Regions from separate parts of the Homo sapiens genome. Here regions 2 and 3 are each linked to region 1. The links are chromatin loops, found by intact Hi-C in ENCODE. Cell type or tissue: endothelial cell of umbilical vein. All regions are shown on one strand. Links, peaks and the distances in the headings refer to the core of each region. The heading gives the core; the rest is flanking DNA.

Evidence for each region. Hi-C counts contacts between places; a loop is a spot of excess contacts. Peaks named below come from ENCODE experiments on the same cell type or tissue, not always from the same donor. Only the 100,000 strongest peaks of a DNase experiment are listed, where the experiment ranks them.
Region 2: a loop joins it to region 1, with 13 times the contacts of the local background. A loop is called at or near these places in 89 of 110 quality-filtered maps.
Region 3: it touches region 1 in a loop (3.0-fold over the local background); 8 of 110 quality-filtered maps call a loop at or near these places.

The regions. Positions count from the first base shown.
Region 1 is chr12:9,747,934-9,753,955 of GRCh38, reverse strand. It overlaps CD69 (CD69 molecule), which reads left to right. Exons shown (of 5, transcript NM_001781.2): 5 at 367-1,470. The coding sequence ends at 475. Among named protein-coding and RNA genes, the nearest start is that of CD69, 10 kb to the left of the region's middle. RefSeq lists a silencer at 2,409-2,488 and an enhancer at 2,949-3,243. In endothelial cell of umbilical vein, for the core only: CTCF peaks have their summits at 3,031 (motif pointing left) and 5,114 (motif pointing left); DNase peaks (open chromatin) are centred at 2,475, 3,025 and 5,095; H3K27ac peaks cover 1,117 bases.
Region 2 is chr12:9,922,801-9,928,822 of GRCh38, reverse strand. CLEC2A (C-type lectin domain family 2 member A) reads left to right here. Exons shown (of 5, transcript NM_001130711.2): 2 at 2,480-2,563. Among named protein-coding and RNA genes, the nearest start is that of CLEC2A, 6.6 kb to the left of the region's middle. In endothelial cell of umbilical vein, for the core only: a CTCF peak has its summit at 2,818 (motif pointing right); a DNase peak (open chromatin) is centred at 2,852.
Region 3 is chr12:10,560,029-10,566,050 of GRCh38, reverse strand. The region is part of intron 1 of LINC02446 (long intergenic non-protein coding RNA 2446); the gene reads right to left. Among named protein-coding and RNA genes, the nearest start is that of LINC02446, 9.7 kb to the right of the region's middle. In endothelial cell of umbilical vein, for the core only: a CTCF peak has its summit at 3,540 (motif pointing right); a DNase peak (open chromatin) is centred at 3,530.

The DNA.
Region 1 (6,022 bases), core at 384-5,383:
CTTCAGGAGCCATAAACCCCTTAAAGCTGTATGCACTAGTATGCATGGCTGTTGAATGCATACAATTTTGTGAAATTATTTATTGAAAAATCTATGAACTCAGAAATGACCAAGAATCACTTATCTGGTGCCATGCCAACCAAATGAATGGCGTGCTTTCCTCTTACTTCCATATTTTTTCTCCACATCCTATTTTTTTTTCAATTCTTGTCCATTGTCTCTACAGATTAGTCTATGATTATTTGACTTGTGTATCCCACTAAGAATTTAAAAGAAGCAGAGGTCACCATCTCCGAGTTCATTCTCATGTAACTGAATGAAAACAATGAGCTGAAAATAATTCTAAGTTTTTTTATTGTTTGACAGGTTCAACGTTACAGGGTCTGACAAGTGTGTTTTTCTGAAAAACACAGAGGTCAGCAGCATGGAATGTGAGAAGAATTTATACTGGATATGTAACAAACCTTACAAATAATAAGGAAACATGTTCACTTATTGACTATTATAGAATGGAACTCAAGGAAATCTGTGTCAGTGGATGCTGCTCTGTGGTCCGAAGTCTTCCATAGAGACTTTGTGAAAAAAAATTTTATAGTGTCTTGGGAATTTTCTTCCAAACAGAACTATGGAAAAAAAGGAAGAAATTCCAGGAAAATCTGCACTGTGGGCTTTTATTGCCATGAGCTAGAAGCATCACAGGTTGACCAATAACCATGCCCAAGAATGAGAAGAATGACTATGCAACCTTTGGATGCACTTTATATTATTTTGAATCCAGAAATAATGAAATAACTAGGCGTGGACTTACTATTTATTGCTGAATGACTACCAACAGTGAGAGCCCTTCATGCATTTGCACTATTGGAAGGAGTTAGATGTTGGTACTAGATACTGAATGTAAACAAAGGAATTATGGCTGGTAACATAGGTTTTTAGTCTAATTGAATCCCTTAAACTCAGGGAGCATTTATAAATGGACAAATGCTTATGAAACTAAGATTTGTAATATTTCTCTCTTTTTAGAGAAATTTGCCAATTTACTTTGTTATTTTTCCCCAAAAAGAATGGGATGATCATGTATTTATTTTTTTACTTCCTCAGCTGTAGACAGGTCCTTTTCGATGGTACATATTTCTTTGCCTTTATAATCTTTTATACAGTGTCTTACAGAGAAAAGACATAAGCAAAGACTATGAGGAATATTTGCAAGACATAGAATAGTGTTGGAAAATGTGCAATATGTGATGTGGCAAATCTCTATTAGGAAATATTCTGTAATCTTCAGACCTAGAATAATACTAGTCTTATAATAGGTTTGTGACTTTCCTAAATCAATTCTATTACGTGCAATACTTCAATACTTCATTTAAAATATTTTTATGTGCAATAAAATGTATTTGTTTGTATTTTGTGTTCAGTACAATTATAAGCTGTTTTTATATATGTGAAATAAAAGTAGAATAAACACAATGGTTTCCAAGAAAGTTCATTCCTTCAAAATACATTAAAAAGTATATACTATATGAGAAAGCAGAAAACAGTTACTATAACTTAGGAAAAAATCCCATGTAGAGTAAAACCCTTAGTTTTATAATAGCTTATACATATCAAATTGTTTTCATATGCTTATATGCTAAAGGGTGTATGTATCCATATCCATTTTTCTGTATATAGCAGATGCTCTGTAATAATTACTCCTCATAGTCAATGCTCTGAAAGTATCTTGTTCAATTCTGAGGTGCTACATACACTTTAGTTATTTATGTAAAATAATTCAATATATAGAAAAGAGGCATAATCTTCATGGGATATTTCAATCAGCAAAAAACTCAATGATGTAGTTTGGATGTGTGTCCCTGCCCAAATCTCATGTCGCATTGTAATCCCCTTTGTTGGAGGTGGGGCCTGGTGGGAGGTGATTACATCATGGGAGCGAATCTCTCATGAATGGTTTAGCATCATCCTCTTGATGGTCTCCTTGCACCTGAGTGAGTTCTCAGGAGATCTGGTCTTTTCAAAGTGTGCAGCACTTTCTCTCTCTCTCTCTCTCTTTCTCTCTCTCTTTCCTGCTTTCTCCATGTGACATGCCTGCTCCCACTCCACTTCACCTTCCAACATACATAAAAGCTCCCTAAGCTTCCGCGGAAGCTGAGCAGTGTCAGCATTATGCTTGTAAAAACTGCAGAACCGTAAGCCAATTAAGCCTTTTTTCTTTATAAATTACCCAGTCTCAGATATTTTTATAGCAATGCAAGAATAGCCTAATACATTTGATTACCTTCAAAATTGTTTTATAAATGTAATTTGCAATATTCTTCTCTGCTTGTTGGAAATGTATGATGTGTATGGTATCTCTAAACTATTGGCAAACGGCAAACAGAAATGTGGATTTCAGACACTGCTTAGTGAAAAATAATGACCTCTGTGCTCCTGAGTTCCCACAGCTGTGGGAAAAAAGAAACAAGCAGCCTCCTAGCGGTAATATTCTATCATTACCAACAATCTACTCCCGAGTCATCTTAGAAAACAATGTCTTGCGATTAATATTTTAGTTATAACATATTTTTATGTGCATAAATCTAATCAAATTATGAAAATTGAGAGCAAGCTTAAAAATATTTCTATATTAGTATGACACAATTTTTAAGTCATTGAATACTGACTGTATCACCTAACAATTCAATGAATTTTATCATTTTTACAAATAATTTTATTGAATCCCTATAATTATGTGAAATGAGCAGCTGATGTATTTCCCTTTCCAGAGGAAGAAGTTGAAATTATGTTGAAAAAGCGACGCAAAACACGGATAACAGAGTTATTTTTTACACATAATTTGAAGTCATTTTATTCATAAGGACAACTGTTTTCTTTAAATAGATAAAAAATATACAATTCTTAAAGGGAATAATGTTATTATTTAAAGTATGACTCTACTTGCAAGTGACCAATGACAAATATAAAAAATGGGTTTGTCTCAAGAACCCCTCCTGCCCCCGGCTAAGTCCCCTGTTACAAAAGTTGCAGTGCCATCTAGTGGTTATACGAGATTACTGCACTTCTGTTTTAAGGATCCTACAAAACATCTATGTGGAGCGTGGAGCTGCTGAGACCCAAAGCACGGGGGCCAGACCGCCCGAGTTTCATCTCTGCCACGCGCGGGCTGACTAGCTATTTTATCAGAACTCGTTCAAAATTCAGCTAAAATTAGTTAGATGTTAAATTAGTTAGTACATGAAAACAAACTTAAAACATTATCTGGCTCCCTAGTACACCATAGGCATGTATTAAATACTCATGATGATTATTAGAACTAGAAACACTATGTCTTCAAACTTCCAGTATTGGCATAAAGCCGCGTTTCTACACGACATGTCTATTTCTACGTAATATATCTTATTTGTATTTGTTTTTGGAAAGCCTTTTAAAAATTTCATTTCACAAGTTATAAGTAAGCACCTACTACTATGGTGGACACCAGAGTTAAAATACTCAGCAAATTCCGCATGGCAACTGGCCTTGTGGAATTCGTGGTCTATTTGTAAAACAAACAACAAGATGAATTGACATGGTGTGATGAATGTTATAATAGGAAAAACGTAGGGTGCTATGGAAGCATATTAAAGATATACTCCTGTATTCAAACCTTTAGCTAATTATCAAAATTTTAACTCTGTAGGCTACATTCATCTTGGATAGTTACATAAATATGTGTAAAATAAAACTATCAGTTATCCGTGTTTTGCGTTGCTTTTTCAACATAATTTCAATTTCTTCCTCTGGAAAGGGGAATACATCAGCTGCACATTTCACATAATTGTAGGGATTGGATAAAACTTTTTAAAAAGGCTAAAATGCCATTGAACTGTTAGGTGCTATAGTCAGTATTCAACTACTTAAAAATTGTATGATACTAATATAGAAATGATATTTTTAAGCTTGCTGTCAATTTTCATAATTTGATTAGATTTTGCACATGAAAATGTATTATAACTGAAATTAAAATGTAAATGATTTTTCAGGGAAAAATATTGGGAAATATATGACCAGAACGACTGCTGGTGATGGTGTAAACTGGTTTCCTTTACCCTTTGGAAAGCAGCTTGACAATACTTACTGGGGAGGGAGGGAGATTTTAAAGAAATAATCTTGGATGTGCAAGACATAACCACAAAAATGTTTATCAAAGGGATATTTCTAGTAGTGAAAAATCAGAAGCTACCTAATTGTCCAAAACCAAAGATTTAGTTAAATAAATATAATGCTCCTACATGATGAAATGCTATCCCAACATTAAAAAATAATGAAGAACATTTATGTATATGAAAGAATACTCAAACTATTATTGCTGCTAGTTTAAAATAATATATACAATAGGATTATTTCCTGTTCAATATTAAATATACAAAACATGTTTTATATTTCTATATGCTGACAGAAAGTAAAACTACTAAAGTAAACACAGTGGTTTTCCCTGAGGAGGAGGAATATAGGAAGTATTTATTTTCTTTATGTTTTTCTATAATTTTGGATCTCTTTCTTTCTTTCCTTTCTTTTTCTTTTCTCTTTTTTCTTTCTTTCTTTCTTCTTTTTTTCCTTTTTTTTTTTTTTCCGAGTCTCACTCTGTCGCCCAGGCTGGAATGCTGTGGCTCGATCTCCGCTCACTGCAGCTTCTGCCTCCCGGGTTCAAGCAATTCTCCTGCCTCAGCGTCCCGGGTAGCTGGGATTACAGGCGCGCACCACCACGCCCGGCTAATTTTTGTATTTTTAGTAGAGACGGGGTTTCACCATGTTGGCCAAGCTGGTCTCGAACGCCTGACGTCAAGTGATCCGCCGGCTTCAGACTCTCAAAGTGCCGGGATTACCCGCGTGAGCCACCGCGCCCGGCCAATTTTGAATTTTCCTATAATGAAATTATTTTATTCTTAAGAAAAAGTGTTTTCTTTAAATAGATACAAATATATAATTCTTAAAGGGAATAGTTTTATTATTTAAAGCATGACTCTACTGTCTGGTGACCAATTACAAATACGAAAAATGAGTTTATTTCAAGAACCCCTCCTGCCTGTCTTAAAGATCTCTGTTGCAAAAGCTGCAGTGCCATCTAGTGACTGTATGAGATTACTGCACTTCTGTGTTAAGTCATTGTCAAAGGACATTAAAAAATAATTTCTTGCTGGCTATAATTAACAATAATATATTGCACATTTCAAAATCGCGAAGCAAATAAATTTCAAATGTTCTCACAATGAAAAATTATAAGTATTTGATGGTGATTGATATGGTAATTAGCTTGACTGAATCATTCCACATTGTGTACAAATAACACTACATTATACCCCACAAATAGATACAATTATAATTTGTCAATTTACAATAAATTTTTAAAATATATCTTGGTTATTTTTTACACTCAAGTGGCTTGTGTGTGTGTGGATGATGATTCTTGGTTTCTTTTGTGGAAAGATGTGGCAGTCACCACTCTCTCAACACTACATTTTGTATTTTTTCTAGTTATAAAGGAAATGGCATAATCTAGAAAAGTAAAACTTAACCTTTGATAATGCTGCACCCCATTCATATTTCTCAATATTTGTAATGCCAAATTTAAAATGTAATTAAAATAATGCATGTAAAAGTGTTTCGTCTATGCTAAAGAACTACATTACCATAAGTTGACTTGCTTCCAAATTTCTAGGTTCTGAGACCTGAAGTTCACATTATTTTCTCCTTATTTTACATATACTTACCAATAACTTGAAACCAACAAACAAAAATCTGCACATTATAAACTTAAAATTACAGATTTCTAGTTTTCAAAAGACATCATGGACAGAATGACAAGTCGTCACAGAGTGGAAGACATTCTAACACGTATAATTGATAAAGGAATCTGTCTCTCCCCACCCCCATCATCTATCTATCTATCTATCTATCTATCTATCTATCTATCTATCTATCAATCATCTATCTATCTATCTATCATCTATCATGTACCTAGACAACAAATCAATAATACAAT
Region 2 (6,022 bases), core at 441-5,440, 170 kb before region 1:
TAACAGTGCAAGTGGCATGTAGTCATATTCCATTGTGGTTTTATTCTGCATTTTGCTTGTGACTAATAATATGGAACATCTTTTATGTGCTTATTGCTCACTTGCGTGTATTCTTCTGTAAGTATTTGTTCAAGACTTTGGTTCTTTTTTTTATCAAGTTGTTTGTACTATATCTCTAAACTACAGACCTTTTAGTATTTTCGATACCAGTCTTTTTTGCATACACATATTGTGACTATTTTCTCCCAGTCTGTAACTTGCATATTTATATTCACAACAGTGTCTTGTATCTTGAAATGGGCAGAGGTTTCTTTCTTTCTTTCTTTCCTTCTTCTTTCTTTCTTTCTTTTTCTTTTTTAAGACAGAGCCTCACTCTGTCACCCAGGCTGGAGTGCAGTGGCATAATTCTGATCACTGCAGCCTCCGCCTCCTGGGTTCAAGTATTCTCCTGCCTCAACCTCCCGAGTAGCTGGGATTACAGGTGCCTGCCATCATGCACAGCTAATTTTTTGTGTTTTTAGTAGAGAAGGGGTCTCACCATGTTGGCCAGGCTGGTCTCAAATTCCTGACCTCAGGTGATCCACCCTCCTTGGCCTCCCAAAGTGCTGGGATTACAGGCATGAGCCACTGTGCCCAGCCCTTAAATTTCAATTAAATTCAATTTATCATTTTCTTTTAATTTTACACTGTACTTTCTCTTCTTTCTCTAAGACAGCTTTACTAATTCTCATGGTCACAAACTATTTTATGTTTTCTAGAAATTGTATGGTTTCAGGTTTTATGTTCAGGTCAATAATACGTCTTAAATAAATTTTGTAAGCTGATGTTGTCGTATGGTAAAGCCTTTTTTTCTCAATTGTTTCAATACCTTTTGTGTAAGACATGGCTTTGCCCACAAATTACTATTTTGGGTGTCTGAAATTTGTGCAGTGGTTTTTATCTTTTCTTCTTCCTTGTTCTTCATTTCTCCCTAATCTTGAAAAAAAAAACACATTTTATGTTTTCTATCTTTAGCTATTGTTTCTCTAGATGTAAGATAAATTACCAAACTCTTCTTCCTATCAAACATTCTCTTTGTAAACATCTCAGAATCTGGCTTCTCTCAATCCAGTCTTGAAATTACTTTATTGCACATTATCTGTAGTCTGGTGATCATGAAAACTAGTAACTTTTTCAAGTTTTCATTCACTAAGGCTGCTTTAAGTTCTGAAGAAAGAGAGAAAACATGACTTCTTTTTAAATTTTTCTTTCTTCAAGTCCTCTTTTCTGATATTTAAATATATGTATGTATATGTACATGTATATATACATACATATAAAGCATATATATGCATATAGGCATGCATACATATATATAATCTGTGTTTATGCATATATGCACGATATACACATATAGTCATGCACCATAGAACAATGTTTTGGTCAATGACAGATTGCATAACAACAATGGTCCCATAAGATTACAATGAAGCTGCCTTGTAAAGGTGTACCATTTTTGATCTTTTATATGGTATTTTCACTGTACCTTTTCTATGTTTAGACGCAAGCATTTAGCATTGTGTTATAATTGCCTGCAGTAATTAGTACGATAACATGCTATCCAGTTTTGTAGTCTAGGAGCAACAGTCTGTAATATATAGCCTAGGTGTTAGTAGGCTATACTGTCTAAGTTTGTGTAAGTACATTCTATGATGTTCCAACAATGACACAATCACCTAAAGGCACATTTCTCAAAATATCTCCCCATTGCTAAGCTATGCATGACTGTACACACACACACACAGACACACACATACACGCACATTCTTCCTAGATTGTTTCTACATCTACTAATGATATATCAGCTACAATTACTTTATCATTAATAGAATTATTATTTGTTCTTAACCTCATAGCATTTCCACGAGTGTCAAATCCTGAGTTTTCTCTAATTTTGTTTGCTTACCACAAATAAATAAATTACTGCTTTTATCTTGAATATTCTCTGGCTGAAACACATTGTTTATTTCCTCCATGGCTTAAAGAATAAAGAAAAATATATCTCTCATTTAAGGTCTTCTGTCATGACCTTATGACTCCTTTCTTTCCTGTCTTTAATCCTATTGCCTTATATATCTGTTATAAACATTTGCTCTAATCGTGGACCTTTTGATGATCTTTATGCCTTTTTGCTTAAAATCCCCCATTCAAACTATTTCTACCTTTTAAGTAAACTTTCCTTTCCTTTCCTTCCTCATTCCCCCAAAACTCAGTGATTTCTCCACTCACCACTCTCTCGAGCCGAACAGCTATAGCAATCATTTTTTGGTACTTATCTTCCTTGCACTTTTTGATGGTTTGCTATCCTTTGTTATTTTGAGATGTATGTACTTGATTGAGGGTTTCCTGATTAACAATTATAGGAGAGGAATACACCAGTAATAATATCGAGTCAGTGTTTATTCAGAAATTGTAAAATATGTGTTGATTTAATTTGCAGTTCCCAAGTTGATACAAAACTGGAAGATTGGCCTTATGTGCTTCCTGAGTATTATTATTACTACAGTTTGCATTATTATGATAGGTGAGTGGTTTAATTCATACACTTTCTATGGTTCTTCACTCCTGAAGGGTCCATGTATATCTCAAGTTTAACTCCAAATCTCCCACATCTAGAGTGATTAAAGGGTTTTATAGACACTTGTCCTCAAATTTTTACCAGTTCAACAGTTTTTACCATAATCCTTGCCTCTCCCCCAAACACTCTCAGTTTTACAATAGAATTATGTTCTTGACTTTATAGTCCTTGATGCTTAAGAAAAATAATCTTAAATTCTTAGATGACCACCAGATGGCAACAGCAATAGCGATGTTACTGAAATGCCAGGGGTTCAGTCTAGGTCCCATTGCTCAGGGCACAGAAAGCCAATCCCGGAGACAATGACTATTCCCGAATTAGGGAGGGGTAGGGAAGAAGAGTTGGTCAACAGGGAGCAGGTGGTCGGTTAGACAATCATGGCAGTGAGGAGTCCCTTGTCTGGAAGTGGTGATCTGGTGACTTTCGGTTTCCTGTTACTATCTGAGAGGACTAAAGGTCAGATTCCTAAAGAATGAACTCAAATAAGACAAATGTAAGTTTCAAGTTTTAAAACTAGGAGGATCAATTTCTATATTTATAAAAAAAAATCCCACATAAACATCAGTTCTATGGGCTTGTTACAGATAATTTTCTTTTTTAGAGTTTGTGAATTAGTGAGCTAATGTTAAATACACTATGCTCTGCTATTTGTATTTAATCCTCATTAGACTAGGATACAGGTATAAGAAAATCCATTTACAGATAAAAAATATACAGGACAGAATGAGTAAGTTGCCTCTCACAAATAATACATTCCAGACCTAGGATCAAACACCTTGGCTGTATAACTCTAATGCTTGATAAATTTTAAAAACCATGCAGCTTGACCTTCATAATTGTAGCATTCCTTTAATTTCTTTTTAATCAAGAGTAAGTTATGTCACTAATAGTTTGTTCTATAAAACTTTATTTATTTCTATTAGTTGGAATGCAAAATCTTACCTCTACCCGCTCAGGGTTTTTCTGCGGGCCTGAGAATGAAATTGACACAAGACACATCAACTTGAGCAAAGCACATGCGTTTAGTTAATATAAGTTTGACGTGACATGCACGTCTTCCTTATGAAAGCCTAAAGATGCAGGTAGAGTTGAACACTTATATATTGAATTCAACAAAGGGTAATAAATTATGAAAATGTGGCAAGGCAAAGAGGTTTGATCTAGGGTAATTAATTGGGTAGAAAAGTGACCGGAAAGATAAATGTTAAATTAACAAATGTTGTTTGCACACATTTCCTTTGGCCTCAACTACCTATCCTTGACTATAAGAATGTTGCTTTCCTTCTGGTATAGAGAAGATATCTTTCACAAAGGTATTTTATCTCCTGCTTATAAGAAAAATAAGGAAGCTCAGAGTGTTTTCTCTTGCATCTGCTGTTTTAAAAGTGCGTTTAACTCAAAAGAGTCTATATGCCTGAGTGACATATTTCGGGGCATCATGTTCTGAACTCCTTCACTATCATATTAAGTTAAATGAAAAAAAACAAAGAAATAACGGCATATGTGACCTTTTGCAAGACTGTCTCATTGGAATTGCAATATTTGTAAAAATGAAGTTGTTAAATTTCCTCTGGGTTCTATGGGTTTATTTTGTGAAAAAGATCCAAAGGTAGAATTTAATTCCTGAGCCATGGCCAAATAGTCCCCAGCACTTGATTTTCCATATGCATGGTTTGCTTAATTTAGCACTTATATTTGGCTAAGTAGCACTGCTCTTTGTTTTGTTTTGGTTTGATTGGGTTGGGTTGGGTTGGGTTGGGTTGGGTTTCGGTCATTCTCAAGAATACTGATAGTCTTCTTGTTTATAGTCTCTACTGTCAGTGTAGTCTTAGAGCTTAATGTTATTGCTGTCTAAACATCTGGAAGTTAAATATAGACAAGAGTTTCTACAGTAAGTTTTTATGTTCATTTATTCATTGATTAAAAAGAGCAGAAAGACAAAAGAAGACATTTATGTGGCCAGTAAACATATAAAGAAAAGCTCATCATCACTGGTCAGTAGAGAAATGCAAATCAAAACCACATGAGATACCATCTCAGGCCAGTCAGTATGGCGATTATTATTTTTTCTTTTTTTCTTTTTTTTATTATTATACTTTAAGTTCTAGGGTACATGTGCACAATGTGCAGGTTTGTGTTACATATGTATACATGTGCCATGTTGGTGTGCTGCACCCATTAACTCGTCATTTACATTAGATATATCTCCTAATGCTATCCCTCCCCACTCTCCCAACCCCACGACAGGGGGGCTATCCCTCCCCACTCCCCCAACCCCAACATCACCCCAATGTGTGATATTCCCGTCCCTGTGTCCATGTGTTCTCATTGTTCAATTCCCACCTATGAGTGAGAACATGTGGTGTTTGGTTTTCTGTCCTTGCCATAGTTTGCTGAGAATGATGGTTTCCAGCTTCATCCATGTCCCTACAAAGGACATGAACTCATCCTTTTTTAAGGCTGCATAGTATTCCATGGTGTATATGTGCCACATTTTCTTAATCCAGTCTATCATTGATGGGCACTTGGTTTGGTTCCAAGTCTTTGCTATTGTGAATAGTGCCACAATAAACATACGTGTGTATGTGTCTTTATAGCAGCATGATTTATAATCCTTCGGGTATATACCCAGTAATGGAATGGCTGGGTCAAATGGTATTTCTAGTTCTAGATCCCTGAGGAATCGCCACACTGTCTTCCACAATGGTTGAACTAGTTTACAGTCCCACCAACAGTGTAAAAGTATTCCTATTTCTCCACATCCTCTCCAGCACCTGTTGTTTCCTGACTTTTTAATGATCACCATTCTAACTGGTGCGAGATGATATCTCATTGTGGTTTTGATTTGCATTTCTTTGATGGCCAGTGATGATGAGCGTTTTTTCCTGTGTCTGTTGGCTGCGTAAATGTCTTCTTTGAGAAGTGTCTGTTCATATCCTTCACCCACTTTTTGATGGGATTGTTTTTTTCTTGTAAATTTGTTTAAGTTCTTTGTAGATTCTGGATATTAGTCCTTTGTCAAATGGATAGATTGCAAAATACCTAATGCATGCGGGGCTTCAAACCTAGAAGATGGGTTGATAGGTGCAGCAAGCCACCATGGCACATGTATACCAACGTCACAAACCTGCACACTCTGCAGATTTATCCCAGAACTTAAAGTTTAACAAAACAAAACACAACAAAAAGAGCACAGAGACAGAGTTGAAACACATTATATCTTACACCCTGTGTAGTAGCCTGTATCCACTTCTGAGCACTACAAAATAATAATAATAATAATAAATCATGGTGGAGTAGGGGGTGCAGCCTTTGGAGTTTGCCCTACATTTGAGCATATAGTTGGCTCTTTATTACTTGCATTAATTTATTCAAACATGTGGAATGCATGGACTTGTCTTATTC
Region 3 (6,022 bases), core at 441-5,440, 810 kb before region 1:
AGTCTACCACTGATTTTCTTTACAGAATTAGAAAAAAAAAAAAAAAACACTTTGAATTTCATATGGAACCGAAAAAGAGCCTATATAGCCAATACAATCCTAAGCAAAAAGAAAAAAGCTACAGGCATCACGCTACCTCACTTCAAACTATACTACAAGGCTGCAGTAACCAAAACAGCACAGTACTGGTACCAAAACAGATATATAGACCAATGAAACAGAACAGAGGCCTCATAAGCAGTGCTACACATCTGCAACCATCTGATCTTTGACAAACCTGACAAAAACAAGCAATGGAGAAAGGATTCCCTATTTAACAAATGCTGTTGGGAAAACTGTCCAGCCAAATGCAGAAGACTGAAACTGGACACCTTCCTTATACCTTATAGAAAAGTTAACTCAAGATCGATTAAAGACTTAAGCATAAGACCTAAAACCATAAAAACCCTAGAAGAAAACTTAGGCAATACCATTCAGGACATAGGCATGGGCAAGGACTTCATGACTAAAACACCAAAAACTGGCAATAAAAGCCAAAATTGACAAATGGGATCTAACCAAACAAAAGAGCTTCTGCACAGAAAAAAAAAACAAAAAACTATTATCAGAGTGAACAGGCAACCTACAAAATGGGAGAAAATTTTTGCAATCTATCCATCTGACAAAGGGCTATATCCAGAATCTACGAGGAACTTAAATTTACAAGAAAAAAAAAACAACCCCATCAAAAAGTGGGTGAAGGATATGAACAGATACTCCCCCAAAGAACACATTTATGCTGCCAACAGACATAGGAGAAAAAGCTCATCATCACTGGTCATTAGAAAAATGCAAATCAAAACCACAATGAGATACCATCTCATGCCACTTAGAATGGCAATCATTAAACAGTCAGGAAATAACAGATGCTGGAGAGACTGTGGAGAAATAGAAACGCTTTTACACTGTTGGTGGGAGTGTAAATTAGTTCAACCATTGTGGAAGACAGTGTGGCGATTCCTCAAGGATCTAGAACCAGAAATACCATTGGACTTAGCAATCCCATTACTGGGTATATACCCAAAGGATTATAAATCATTCTACTATAAAGACACATGTACATGTATGTTTATGGCAGCACTGTTCACAATAGCAAAAACTTGGAACCAACCCAAATGTCCATCAATAATAGACTGGATAAAGAAAATGTGGCACATATACACCATAAAATACTAAGCAGCCATAAAAAAGGATGAGTTCCCGTCCTTTGCAGGGACATGGATGAAGCTGGAAACCATCATTCTCAGCAAAGCAACACAGGAACAGAAAGTCAACCACCACATGTTCTCACTCATAAGTGGGAGTTGAACAATGAGAATACATGGACACAGGGAGGCAAACATCACACACCAGGGCCTGTCAGAGGGTGGGGGGCTAGGGGAGGGATAGCATTAGGAGAAATACCTAATGTAGATGACGGGTCGATGGGTGCAGCAAACCACCATGGCACGTGTATACCTATGTAACAAACCTGCACGTTCTGCACATGTATCCCAGAACTTAAAGTATAATTCAAAAATAATAATAATAATGAAAAGGAAGCTTACTACAAAACTTTCATTTCTCTTTTCCTAGGATATAGAATTTCTAAGTGGCCCTTAAATAATACAATAAAGCATACATAATTTGTAATAATCCTAACATAAAATATCAGTATATAATAGAGATAGGATAATACATAATGAAATGTTGGTTGAGACTTGAAACGTATCATTTATGATGGAGATATTAGGTTATAAAAATCCAAAAACATGTGAAAGATGAGAATTTGAAATGTCTTATTTTTATAACAAAAGAAGTTTAACTCTAAAATAGGAGATGACTTCATGGCCTGCAGCTGGAGTTAATTATCGTGGCAAAAACAAACGGGTCCCAAACTGACTAAAAATCAGTTGCTTGACCAGCCATTTACTGAAATATTTTGCTTATTGGTCTAGGGAGATCACTACAAGCCCAGAAAGATGTAAAAGGATGCATTAATACAACTAATGGAAGTTATCAAGTGGAATTATAGCCTTAGAGAAGAATAAAAATTATAGGAATAACAAAAGAAATGAAGTTTAAAAACTATTGTTATATTTTAGGATAGGTTTAAGAGTAAGCAATAGGTTTTGTAATAATTTTCTTTGGGTATATTTGCTACTTAAGGTGTTTGAGGTGCTCAAAAGACTTAGCTTAACTAAATCTGTAATTGTAGTTTAAATTTGTATAGGACTTAAGTAATTTTGTATAGGACTTGAGTAATTATGTTGAAATCACTATTCAAATGTTTGAATAGCTTTCTTTCTTTTTTTTATTTTTTTAAGACAGGGTTTCTTGCTCTGTCACCCAGGCTGGAGTGCAATGGGCGATCTTGGTTCACTGCAGCCTCCACCTCCCGACTTCAAGTGATTCTCCTGCCTCAGTCTCCTGAGTAGCTGGGATTACAGGCATGGGCCACCATGCCTGGCTAATTTCTGTATTTTTAGTAGAGATGGGGTTTCACCATGTTGGCTAGGCTGATCTTTGAACTCCTGTCCTCAAGTGATCCGTCCACCTCAGCCTCCCAAAATGCTGGGATTACAGGCATGAGCCACCAGGCCAGGCTCAAATTCTTTTTATTAGTTAATTAGTTAACTATTTGTGTGTAACAAATTACTAAATTATCCCACAACTTATGCTTTTTTTGGGTCAGGAATCCAGCCATGGGTGACTCTGACTTAGAGTTTCTCACAAGGATGCCTTTGGGGTGTGGGTGAGGGCTACAGTCATCTGAAGGCTCAGTTGGGGCAGACTCATATGCAGCCTCATGCACATGCTGTTGGCTGGTGTGAGGTCCTCACTCACTGTTAACAGGAGAAATGTCAATGCCTTGCCTCATAGACCTCTCCATAGAGCTACTCACTTCATGGCAGTTTGTTATTCTGTTTTCTGCTGGGGACGTGTATGTGGGAGAGGGGAGTGGGAGAGAAAGAGGGAGAGAAAGAGAAACAGAGATGCCAACTTGAGCACACACTCTGGGAAGAAGATTATACAATGGCATGAATACCAAGAAGTGGAATGATGACTGGAGTTATTTTAGAGAAAGTCAACCACAATTACATATCATACATTTGATAAAAATGATTCAAATGACAAATATTAGTAAATATTAGTCACCACTTGTGAAAGCCTTTGGTAAAATTTATAGTGGTAAATTTGCATTATGTATCCCCATTAAACTACACATTCCTGGAAATCATGCATGGAGACTTCATCTTTTTCATCAGCAGGGAATAGTACTACCATGTGGTAGGTACTCCAAAAACTCAGGTTGAAGAGATGAATGAATGAGCATTGTTTGAGTTTGTAATCTTCATTTTACATGGCTCCTGATAATTTTTAGAAATCCAAACAGCAAGAATGCTTTCTGACAACGTATAAGACTTGTGCTATTTGCCATCACCTTATAAATTTAATTTTGCTCATTACAGTTTTCAAAAGGTTTTTCACTTCTGATTCTGTAATTTTGTACTAGGCCACCAGATGGCATCACCACATAAACCAAGCTCTAAAATCAAGGCTTATTTGAAAATTAGTCTTGCTGGTCAGAATGAAGTAATAACTATATTCTCATAAACTGCTGTAGCAAATGTTAGTAGATAACTACTGCACACAAATTTAGCAAAATATATTGATAACCTTAAAAAATGGTAGTACTTTTTGAGCCAATGAGTCTACTAGAAATCTATCTTCAGAAAATAATGTGGACAAAATGGTACACACTCAAGATTTTACCTTAGCATTATTGGAATTGTCAAATACCAGGTAAAATCTTGGGTCCAACAATAATGAAAGGGTTAGTATATATGATACAATCATACAATTAAAAAACATACACACTTTCAAATGACTTATGAAGTATTCAATGACATGAGAAATGCTTCTGGCATAATGCTAATTTATGAATTGGGTTGTAAACTAATGTGTGATTCCCAGTATGTTGCATAGAAATTATAGAAAGGAAACATATTAATGTAATTTTATAAGGAAGTGTTTTTCTCTCTTCATATTTCTCCTTGTTACTCCAATTTTTAACAATGACTCCTTGGAACATCATATGTTAATAAGAAAAAATCAAGTTAACAATAACATAACATTAGTTTTTTAGGGCTGGGCATGGTGGCTCACTCCTGTAATCCCAGCCCTTTGGGAGGCTGAGGCAGGTGGATCACCTGATATCAGGAGTTTGAGACTAGCCTGGCCAACATGATGAAACCCCATCTCTACCAAAAAATACTAAAGTTAGCTGTGTGTGGTGGCTCACACCTGTAGTCCCAGCTTACTCAGGAGGCTGAGGCAGCAGAATCCCTTCAATTTGGGAGGCTGAGATTGCAGTGAGCTAAGAAGGCACCATTGCACTCCAGCCTGGGCCACAGAGCAAGACTCTGTGTCAAATAAATTAAAAGCTTTTTAGTACTTATAATTTAAAATTGTTTGTCTTCTACTATGTTAAACCATAAAAATATGCATTCATTCAGCCAGGCATGGTGGTTCATGCCTATAATCTCAGCACTTTGAGAGGCCAATGTGGGAAGATTGTTTGAGGCTAGGAGTTTGAGTCCAGCCTGGGCAACAAAGCAAGACCCTGTCTCTACAAAAAGGGAAAAATTTTAAAAATTAGCTGGGCATGGTGGCACATGCCCATAGTTCTTGCTACTCAGGGAGCCGAGATGGGAGGATTGCCTGAGCCCGAGAGACAATTCAAAGTAGAGGCTGCAGTGATCTATGATCAGGCCACTACACTGCGCCCTGGGCAACAGAGTGAAACCCTGTCCCAAACAAAAAACAAAAATCAAAGAAAAAGCATTCATTCAGCAATTATTTATTAGTGGTTTTTATAAATTGCACTGTATGTTGATGGTTCAAAAGTGAGTAACACAATTTCTGCCTTCCCTGAATGTATGATCAACTTGGATTGAAAGCTATATAAACAGATATTTTGTAAAATAACAAGTACAATGCTAAAGACTAATGATGGTACAATAAACTTTCTTCATCCCATTTAATAGTTGCAACTCTTCCAATTTGAATTATTCTACAATATTTGGTTTATGTGACATACTGAACTTTGTACATATTTTTCATTGTATAATGATTTCCAACAGCAAATATGGCACATGAGTAAAAAATATTTGCATTGGTTACGGGTATTTCTCTGTTGGAAAAGATATTCTCTACCTGTGAGAAAAGGATTATTGGTGCTGTTATTAAGGTAGATTATGGTAGGAAATACTGTTAATAAAATATCTTGGTGGTTTGATTTTTCCAACATTTGAACTGTGAGGCTGAGATGATTTTTAATAATATGGGTTTCCACAAGATTCCCCCTCTTCTCTAGAACTCAGCATTTTAACACAGCAGAATTCATATGTGAAGAGGGAGAACATGTATAGGCAACTCTTTTTGGAGAGGAGGAGTTATCTTTGGAAAGCAGCCTTTTAAAGATGGTTTTCCTCAACACCATCTGTACTAAAATACAAAAATTAGCCACGCGTGGTGGCGTATGCCTTTAGGCCCAGCTACGCGGGAGGCTGAGGCAGGAGAATCACTTGAACCAGGGAGGTGGAGATTGCAGTGAGCCGAGATGGCACCACTGACTCCAGCCTGGGCGACAGAGTGAGACTTCATCTCAAAAAAAAAGAAAAAAAAAAAAAACCAACATTTGTGTGTCATATCCCTTGAATGTAAAAAACAAAGTGATTTGTATGGAAAAGGCTTTTTAAAAAAAAATTTGACAAACATTTTCTATAATTAATTACAGAAAAGTAGGGTGAGAATGATCACATAATTTATCCTCTCCTTCCTACCTATGTAAGTATAAGCGAGGATTAAAGTAGACTACATAAAATATAGATGTACATTTGTCAATTGAATGTCCTTTCGTGAGTCATCTAATGCCCCTAATTTTTCATCTCTAAAACACGGATATCATTTTGGAGAATTAGATGATATATGTCAAACA